2 separate regions of the Homo sapiens genome follow, and region 2 is linked to region 1. Evidence: chromatin loops called from intact Hi-C (ENCODE). Cell type or tissue: IMR-90. All regions are shown on one strand.

The links. A loop is a pair of places that touch in the nucleus more often than their neighbours do. Peaks named below come from ENCODE experiments on the same cell type or tissue, not always from the same donor. Only the 100,000 strongest peaks of a DNase experiment are listed, where the experiment ranks them.
Region 2: a loop joins it to region 1, with 6 times the contacts of the local background. A loop is called at or near these places in 4 of 110 quality-filtered maps.

What each region holds. Positions count from the first base shown.
Region 1 is chrX:72,712,524-72,717,523 of GRCh38, reverse strand. It overlaps PHKA1 (phosphorylase kinase regulatory subunit alpha 1), which reads left to right and starts at 3,218. Exons shown (of 32, transcript NM_002637.4): 1 at 3,218-3,721; 2 at 4,587-4,745. The coding sequence starts at 3,644. RefSeq lists enhancers at 1,941-2,929, 2,930-3,914 and a silencer at 3,088-3,237. In IMR-90, a CTCF peak has its summit at 2,739; a DNase peak (open chromatin) is centred at 2,823; H3K4me3 peaks cover 1,416 bases; H3K27ac peaks cover 767 bases.
Region 2 is chrX:72,567,166-72,572,165 of GRCh38, reverse strand. It overlaps HDAC8 (histone deacetylase 8), which reads left to right. Exons shown (of 11, transcript NM_018486.3): 2 at 57-109; 3 at 3,282-3,412; 4 at 4,136-4,277. Among named protein-coding and RNA genes, the nearest start is that of HDAC8, 3.2 kb to the left of the region's middle. In IMR-90, a CTCF peak has its summit at 2,196 (motif pointing left); a DNase peak (open chromatin) is centred at 2,165; H3K4me3 peaks cover 183 bases; H3K27me3 peaks cover 312 bases.

The sequences.
Region 1 (5,000 bases):
GAAGTTTTAAACTTTATGAATTTTAAGAAATTGGTATGATGAAAAAATTTCAGTAATATAAGGGAGCAACAAGAAAATTGTCTCAGGAACTTGGAAATACAATTTTATTTGAGAGTCACACTATAAAGTGAATGTACAATGAATCAAAGAGAAAAATCACCTTCATGAAACATAATGCCTTCCACTGGCAAGTCTTGTCTATAAGTCGTTTGATGATTTTGACATATGTAAGGAAAGAATGTGCCAGTAAGCCATGGAAGTGGAGAAAAGAGAGAATCAGTGAGGCCAACATGGACACAGCAGACTTGTCAGTTTCTCCATCTTTCCAATGGGATTAGCAATAGTGCCTACTTCATAGAGTTAGTGTACAAAGCAAACAGCACCTGGTATGTAGTGAGGCTGCACATTATTAAAGGGAGGGAATGTGGTGGTCAGGCCAATATAAACGGTGTCATAGTTCTATTTCTCATTATCAAACAGCATCCTGGTTTTCATACATCAGGCTCCCGTGAGGTAATCAGCACGAGTCAGCCTCCTGACTCTGACTGGTTCTGGGACACTGAACAGATCCAGTTTCCGAGACTGCAAGACTCAAAGTCCAGCCTGGACCGAGGTTGAAAAAGCACCAAGGCAATGCCATCCAGCAAGACCTCTTGATAGCCAGCCAGTAGTCTTTTGTAGTGACACCCTACCTTTGCCATACCTAATCTACTCAAACTTCTAAATAGCTTGAAGGGGAGTGGGGAAGGTCTATGCAGAAGAAATAAAAGAGCTGGAAAAATAAATTAAAATATTAACAGGTGTTTGTGCGAAGGAATTATGGGTGATTTTAGTATTTTCTTTGTTTTACTTTTCTATACTTTCCATGTTTTATTTAGTGTGTATTACTTTAATATTTAATATAAATATATTTAAGATTTAACATAAATATAAATATTTAATGTTTCATAAACATGTTTAAATCATGGTGAAGCGAAGAAAAAGAGAGGCTCTAGCTTGAAGGAGGCACAAGGGTGGAGAAACGGCTTCTGAGGCTACAGCTGAGGGGAAGATGTCAGCGAGTTAGGGGCAGAGCAGGGATGATCCAGATGCTAGTTCAAGTTCGAGACCAGCCTGGCCAACATGGTGAAACCCCGTCTCTACTAAAAATACAAAAATTAGCCGGGAGTGGTGGCAGGCGCCTGTAATCCCAGCTATTCGGGAGGCTGAGGCAGGAGAGAATAGTTTGAACCCGGGAAGTGGATGTTGCAGTGAGCGGAGATCGCGTCACTGCACTCCAGCCTGACCGACAGAGCGAGACTCCGCCTCAAAAAATAAAAATAAAAAAAGATGCAAGTCCAAGATGCACTTGCTTTCCATGGAGAGACTTTTTCTTCCACTGTGCACCTAGATTTTGAAGTGGCTTGTTATTTGCCAGTCATTGCATTTGCGTGGCGAATCACTGCAATGGAAAGCATCTCCTTGAGAACTCTAAGTGTGTCACGATATCTAACTATATCACTGGCTGTTGAACCTGAAAGTCCCATATTTGAGTTCTTAAACATTCCCTCCTTCCTCATCATCATTACCAAATTACTAGTCATCTCCTAGGTGCCTGCCTCTATGCTAAATTGGGCGGAGGTTTTGGGGTGGAATGGAGGGAGCTTATGAGGAGAGAAATAAAAAGATAAACGAAAATGCAAAGTCACCGTGGCCTGGATGAGGTGGCTAAGGAAGGTTTAGAACTTGAAGTCAATCGGTCTAATTTTCTTATCCCGCGATTCAGGGAATAGGTGGTACTTAAGCAGAGCCTTGAAAGGTTTGCAAGGTTTGAATAAGCAGAGAGCAACAGGTGGGGGATGGAGGGAGGAGCCGGAGATGAACGGAGCAAAGGCACTGGGGTCCAAGCCGGGCCGCCCCAAGGGTTGCAGACTGATTCCACGAGGCCAGTAAGCAGCGTTATCTGCAAGCTGCTGCCTTTTTTTTTTCTTTTTTTGAAACGGAGTTTCGCTCTTGTCTCCCAGGCTGGAGTGCAGTGACGCGATCTTGGCTCACTGCAACCTCCACTTCCAGGGTTCAAGCGATTATCCTGCCTCAGCTTCCCGAGTAGCTGGGACTACAGGAGCGCCCCACCACGCCCGGCTAATTTTTGTATTTGTATCGGCGGCGGGGGAAGCGGGGGGGGGGGTTTCCTCCATGTTGGCCAGGCTGGTCTTGAACTCCTGACCTCAAGTGATCCGCCCACTTCAGGCTCCCAAAGTGCTGGGATTACAGGCGTGAGCCACCGCACCCGGCCACTACAAGCTGCTTTTATTATTTTATTTTTATTTTATTTTTTTTGAGACGGAGTCTTACTCTGTCGCCTGGGCTAGAGTGCAGTGGCACGATCTTGGCTCACTGCAACCTCTGCCTCCTGGGTTCAAGCGATTTTCCCGCCTCAGCCTCCCGAGTAGCTGGGATTACAGGCGCGCGCCACCATGCCGGGCTAATTTTGTATTTTTAGTAGAGATGGGGTTCCGCCATGTTGGCCAGGCTGGTCTCGGACTCTTGACTTCAGGTGATCTGCCCTCCTCAGCCTCCCAAAGTGCTGGGATTACAGGAGTGAGCCACCGCGCCCGGCCTCCAAGCTTCTTACGCAGCCTTCCTTCTCCACTTTATTTTCAGCTGAATATTTGTTGCCTCAGCCTTGTGACCTACGTGCGCACGAGGGAGCCATCCAAAGCAGTTATAGGATCTCTTCCAGCTCGAGTCCTGCCAACGCCGCCTTCTGGGGCTGCCAGCTCCCAGCTGTTCCCCGCACTGGCTTCCTCAGAGTGCACCACTGCCTCCTCCCTCCCAAGCCCGCAGACTCGCCAGTTACTAAGGAGTAAAGTACCCTAGGGAGTTCCTGTTTGGTTGGTCTGGCTGGAAGTGAGGCGTGTAATCTGAGCTTTTAAAGTCAAAATCTAAAATACAATAAAGACCCAGAAATCCAAGTCTTCAGACCTGGAACACAAGCGTGTCTTTCAGTTTTGAAGTTCACTGTAGGTTCCTTTATAAAACTAGTCCTGTAGAACGAAGGAGAGCCTCCCCAACATCCTGTGTGCACAGCAAGTGTGGAAAACTGAAATAGTGATCTGAGGTGTTTCGAAAATAAACCTCGGAAAGCACATTGCCTACGGTGACACATTCTCGGCCCCGGGGCGGGCGAGCCCCGGGGTCGCAGCGCGCAGCTGCCAGAACCAGTCGCGCCCGCCCCGCCTCCCGCTCGCGTCTCCCGCAAGGTGGAGGCGGCGCAGCGGTCGTTGACCTGTTGGCGGCGGCCGGGCGGGAGGCTGTGGGCCGCGGCGGTCTCCCGGGGTTGAGGGGAGGATGCAGGAGTCACACGCGGAGGCCGGACTGGACTAAGGGGGCAGGAGCGGCGCCTGGGGCGCTGCGGCGGGGCTCTAGACCGCGGGAAGCCAGTGCTAGCGCTGGCGCGTGGTGGGCCCCTGAGGCCGCCGGAGTCCGGAGAGGTACGCGGAATCCGCGGCGCCAGGCCTGAGCGGTGGGAGGGCTCTGCGGGGCCTGGTGTTCAGGCGTCCCACCACGAGGGTGGAGCAGCGTTGGATACTTGTTCCTTAGGGACCGAAGGCTCCGGTGGCACCCGGGCTATTTCTCAGAGGACAATTAGTAACGTGTCGCCATGAGGAGCCGGAGTAACTCCGGGGTCCGGCTGGACGGCTACGCTCGACTGGTGCAACAGACCATCCTGTGCCATCAGGTAACTGCAGGGGTGTCTCTCGTAATCACCGAGCGAGGATGTAGCTTGTCATAGCTTGGACGGAGACCTTGGATGAACTCCGTGCGTGCGTGCGTGTGTGGGTGTGTGTGTGTGTGTGTGTGTGTGTGTGTGACGGAGACCTTGCATGAACTCCGCGTGTGTGTTTGTGTGTGTATCTGTATCTGTCTGTAGCAGGTTCTCCCGCCCCTGTTAATTATATATTTTTTCTGCTGGTTTTTCATTGCTAGTTCGCTAGTTCATTCTAACTAGAAAGGTAAAACTTTCTTTTAATAATACCCATTATAAATGCACTTAATAATACCTTTAATTGTGCCTTTAATAATACCCACATTTCAGACTCGAAAGGCTTCAGCCACCGCTTACCCCTTATTCAAGATAGTATTTGCAAAGGGCACAAAGTTTCAGTTATAAGATGAGTAAGTTCTGGGGATCTGATGTACAGCAGCATGGTGACTGTAGTTAATCATACTGTACTGTATACTTGAAATTTACTAAGAGAGTAGATCTTAAGTATTCTCACCACACCAAAAAAAAAGGTAGCTGTGAGGTAATAGATGTGTTAATAAACGTCATTTTGGTAATTTTCCAATGAATACATAAATCATCATGTTGTACTCCCTAAATATACACAATTTTTAATGTGTTGAATATAGCTCAGTAAAGCTTGGGAAGGTGGGAAGATAGCATTTGCCTGCAATAGGTCAGAAGAAGAGGAGGTTATAAAACTCAAGAGTGGAGAAGTAGAAGAAAGACCAAAGTCCCTAAAAAACCCATTTGGAAGATTCTGTTTCCTGATGTTAACACCTATGGTTACCTTCCTGCCCTCTTTTTCTTGACCTTGCAGAATCCAGTGACTGGCTTGCTTCCAGCCAGCTATGATCAGAAAGATGCTTGGGTCCGAGATAATGTGTACAGCATCTTGGCTGTGTGGGGTTTGGGCCTGGCCTATCGGAAGAATGCAGACCGGGATGAGGATAAGGCAAAGGCCTATGAATTGGAGCAGGTACTCAAAATAAAAATACAAAGAGATCTGGAGCTATGTGTGATTGGGGGTTGGGGGCAGAGTGGGGACTGAAGGAAGTGAAACCCACCAAAAGCTAAGAGAACTGTATTTTGCCTTTCCCTCTTTCATCATCTTTCTGAAATTATATTCCAGAAAGCTTTCCTGTATTGTACTGAAGTGGTATTCTTGCAGTGGAAACTTGAAACTTGCTGATTTGAGGGAGAGGGAACAGTCTGTTCTGTTACAGTGGAAAAT
Region 2 (5,000 bases), 150 kb after region 1:
ACTTTAAAGAGACTATTTCTGCTTTTCTTTTTTTTTTTTTACGCTGATGTTTTTAGGCCAGTATGGTGCATTCTTTGATTGAAGCATATGCACTGCATAAGCAGATGAGGTAAGTTGTCTTTCTTGAACATAGCCCTGAAGCTAGGTGTTCGTAGCCTTAATATCCTGCTTCACAGTGGGGCAAGGAAAAGAATGGTCTTTTGAAAAAATTATTTTAGCTTTCTGTGAAAGTATTCACAGTGTTTGTAATCTGCCTGTAATCCCAAGAAAGCTCTTGAAGAATTAAGAAAACTTGGGGGGCCGAGAGCATGGCTCACGCCTGTAATCCCAGCACTTTGGGAGGCCTAGGTGGGTGGATCGCCTGAGGTCAGTAATTTGAGACCAGCCTGCCCAACATGGCAAAACCCCGTCTCTACTAAAAATACAAAAAAATTAGCCGGACGTGGTAGCGGGCGCCTGTAATCCCAGCTACTCGGGAGGCTGAGGCAGGAGAATCGCTTGAACCCCGGAGGTGAAGGTTGCAGTGAGCCGAGATTGCACCATTGCACTGCAGCCTGGGCAACAAGAGTGAAACTCCGTCTCAAAAAAAAAAAAAAAAAAAAAAAAAAAAAAGAAAGAAAGAAAGAAAAAGAAAAGAAAACTTGGGACAGGGGAGTGGAAAGTGCAGGAAGCAGTTAAGGTTCATTAGAAATACAGCTCGATTGCTTGGTTAAGTATCCCAGGGGTAGGTGCAGTGCATTGTGGAGATTTTGAGTACATTTGGGTATTAAAACCTGTCTCATACAAAAAGGTGTTCAGCTAGGAGGTGTTCCATTTTTCTTTTGATTTCGTTTCATTCTAAGCCAGATTTGAGGGTGTGAGTTCAACCTAAGACTTTTAGACAACCCACCACCAGCACCAAACTTTAATGGGTGAGGCTGGAGACAGATCAAGACCAAAGAAGGCCGGGCGTGGTGGCTCACGCCTGTAATCCTAGTACTTTGGGAGGCTGAGGCAGGCGGATCATGAGCTCAGGAGATCAAGACCATCCTGGCTAACACGGTGAAACCCCGTCTCTACTAAAAATACAAAAAATTAGCCGGGCGTGGTGGCAGGCGCCTGTAGTCCCAGCTACTCGGGAGGCTGAGGCAGGAGAATGGTGTGAACCCGAGAGGCGGAGCTTGCAGTGAGCCGAGATTGCGCCACTGCACCCCAGCCTGGGTGACAGAGTGAGACTCCGTCTCAAAAAACAAACAAACAAAAAAGACCAAAGAAAACTGCCAAGACTGCGCCAGAACTCAAGAGAGAGCTAACTGTTTCTTCCAAAAACATGAACTTGCTGTTTATTGCCATTTCTGTATTTGATGTCGTTATAAGAGCAAATATAACCCTGCCACATATAGGATTACTTATGACAATTTCTGGCCAAATAGGTGAGTGCTCATACCAACTAGTGTGCTATGCTTCATTTATCTCCCAGAAGGTAGTGTAATAATAGGCTTTCAGATTTTATCCTTATTATTAACAAAATCATTTTGTACCTTTTAAAGGGAATTTTTAAGCCTTTTTTTTTTTTTTTTGATGGAGTCTTGCTTTGTCGCGCAGGCTGGAGTGCAGTGGCGCGATCTCGGCTCATTGCAACCTCCGCCTCCCAGGTTCAAGCGATTCTCCTGCCTCAGCCTCCCGAGTAGCTGGGACTACAGGCACGTGTCACCACACCCATTTTAAGCCATTTTTTAACCCATATGGTTTGGTTAACATAGTAACTATATGCCTTCCATTAAAGTTATTTAACATTTCAAAAAATTATTTTATGACAAACAAGATATCAAAGCAAAGCAAAACTGTCCAGTTTGCTTACTGTTAAATAGGGAGGTTTTCAGTAAGTGTTTTTTAACATTTACCAAAATAAATGGAAGGGTACTAGAAGAGGGAGCTTTTAGGACTGGGAAATACGGTCCGAGATATTACAAAATTTTTATTTTAATGGGTAGATTTTTCACCTCTGGTGGTATAGATTTGTCTTCTTTAAGAAGAAGCAAGAATTCTTGGGTCTTGGCTATGTATTTCACTTTTGAGGCCAAACCACAGGATTTCTTCCAGCTACCTTGGTGATAGTAGTAGCCTGTATAGTCGTATTCATTCATCGTAAACTCATGGCTGTGTTCCCATTCAGCAGACATTTAAAACCACTGCTGCCTCCCTGTGGCCCAGGTCAGGGCTCCTTCAACTTGAATGTGTATATGAATCACCTTAAAATGTGTCATCTTGTTTAAAAATCATCATGTTAAAATACAAATTCTGACTCAGGTCTGAGGCAAGTCTGAAGTTCTGCATTTCTAACAAGCACCCAGGGAATGCTGATGCTCCTGGTCTATGGACCACCCTTTAAGTGGCAAGGGCTAGAGAACAGTAGTGGCAGCTGTGGGGTCAAGAAGAGGAAATGGGGAATAGGCAGCTAGAGGTTAGATGTGGTAAGGCCTCTTATTGGGTTAGCTCCCTTTATTCCCTCACTCGCTTCTATTTGTCATTTTTCGTGAGGAGTAGGTTGAGAGGTTCTGAGTGAAGTCCGGTTCCAACCATTTTGCCCCTTCTCGCCTCGCTCTCAGAGGCAGATAGGAGGGTCCAAGTCTAGAAACATTACATTTTGGGTTGCCCATTTTTTATCTGTTAATAGAATGATAGTTATCCACCAAGCATTTTTGTATGTGTTATCCTTTTATCTTCACATAAGTCCCATAAAGTTCCCCATTTTACAAATAAGAAAACTGAACTACAGAACAGTTGACTTATCTGAGGTTATAGAGCTAGTAAGTACAGAATTAGGACAGGAACCCAATTCTCTGACTCCAAATCTGACTCCAAATTCAAAATGCATGATAACATAGCTGCCTATTAAAATAAAGATATAGCTGAAAGGATTAGATAGCCCAATTCGCAACTGGTTCAAATGAAAATATCCCTGCCTACTAGTTTGTCCTGAAAGTTGTAACTCACAGGGTAAAGTCTGTCTGATACCTGATTATTTGTTTAACTTGAATATAATTACTTTTGTTTACTTACCTATAAACTCAAGGGAAAATCTATCTTCTTGCCCCTTATTAATAGAGTCACTACTGTAGATGTGAGGCAGTGAAGACCGCACAGTGCAGTGGAAGAACAGAATATGTTTATTACTCCAGCCTATTGGAACCAGAAGTTGAGACGTATTTTCTTCTCAGACTGCTGGCTTCTGTTTCTAGCTTCTGGCATACGCTGGGTCTGACTCACTGACCTCTCTTTGTTCTCTCTGTTATTATTAGGATAGTTAAGCCTAAAGTGGCCTCCATGGAGGAGATGGCCACCTTCCACACTGATGCTTATCTGCAGCATCTCCAGAAGGTCAGCCAAGAGGGCGATGATGATCATCCGGACTCCATAGAATATGGGCTAGGTAAAGTCATTACCAGGCAGTGATGGGAGATGGACAGACTAATTTTTTTTATAACTTGTATGATTTTTTTAATATTTTTCGTTAAGAAATCATGTGTTAACTGTCAATCTTAATCTTTTGGTTTAGCCACATATAACTCACTAAACAAGCAAACCATATGAGTTGAGCAAAACCACATGAAGGGTTAGATGAAAGAAAACCTTTCAGTTGCTTATGCCCTACTGGCAGTGCTCAGATCTGGTCTGGCTGTGTATATGCTGATTTAGCTGTCCTGTGACCTTATATTTTAACTGGAGTACAGATTTATGTTCTGGCTAAGTTTTTGTACCTCACCCCTCATTAAACAGCTGCATTTTTTAAAACTGTAAGTGACCTGCAGGATAGTCTAGAAAAACAGCATGGTTTAGCAGAGGAACATTGAACTGGGGGGTCAACAGAGCTGGGTCCCAAGCCTGGCTCTGTGTGACCACTGACAAGACACATCACCTCTCAGGCTTGGTTTCTCTATCTGTAGCCTGTGACTAGTTCATCAGGAGGGTTTATCCTTTCTAGCTCTAACCTTTTAAAATATTATATCCCCAACATTGGAGTTGTTTCTGTCTCAGTTGGAGCTGATATTAGCACAGTGGCTTTTTAGTAGGTTAGGTTGTTGTCACACCTCAACCTATTCCTCCTCTTTTTCCAGTTCACCTTTTAACCAGCTCTTCTGATTTTTGCCCTAAGGTTATGACTGCCCAGCCACTGAAGGGATATTTGACTATGCAGCAGCTATAGGAGGGGCTACGATCACAGCTGCCCAATGCCTGATTGACGGAATGTGCAAAGTAGCAATTAACTGGTCTGGAGGGTGGCATCATGCAAAGAAGTAAGAAAATGACCTTTCTGTTTTCTGACTCTTTCCTTGAGTCAGTTTCTCAGTTATGTAAACTCTTATGCTTATTGTATTGACATTTACAGAGAGACGTGTGTGTATGTGGCACTTTACAAGGCATTCTGAAGAAATCCAAGTGAAATAGAAAAAAGATTACCTAATATAGTGGAAAGCACACTGCTCAAAGTCAGGACACCTGGGCTCTACACCTAGTTTTTCTAACTTGGCTAACTGACTTGGACTGATTACCCTCCCTAGGCCTCAGTTTCTTCATCAATAAAATGAACAAAGGATACAACTAGACAGTCTCTAAATTCCTTTTCGGCTTTCTAGAAATTCCCCTGTCTTCGAGGGACTTACAGTCTAGAAACATTAACAAAATTAGAATAGAGAACAACATTAGTTATGGTACCAATGGAATATATGTATGAGCTGAAGAGACTTATCAGTAGAAAGAAATTAATCATGGAAGTCTTGGCAGAAGTGAATTTTAGAGCTAGTTCTTAAAAGAAGTGGCAAACAGATTTTTAAAAAGGTGGAAAATTGACGCTAATAGGTTTAAAACAAAAGGCTGAAGAATCAAGAAGAGGGCTCATGCTCCTCTAATGAAAGTAGCAACCCAGAGGTAGATGTCTCTCAAAGACAAAGGGCTTGTGAAAAGGCTCTTCCTAGGTGCTTCTTGGAGTTAGAGGAGAAGTCCTTTGGAGTGTTTGTTTG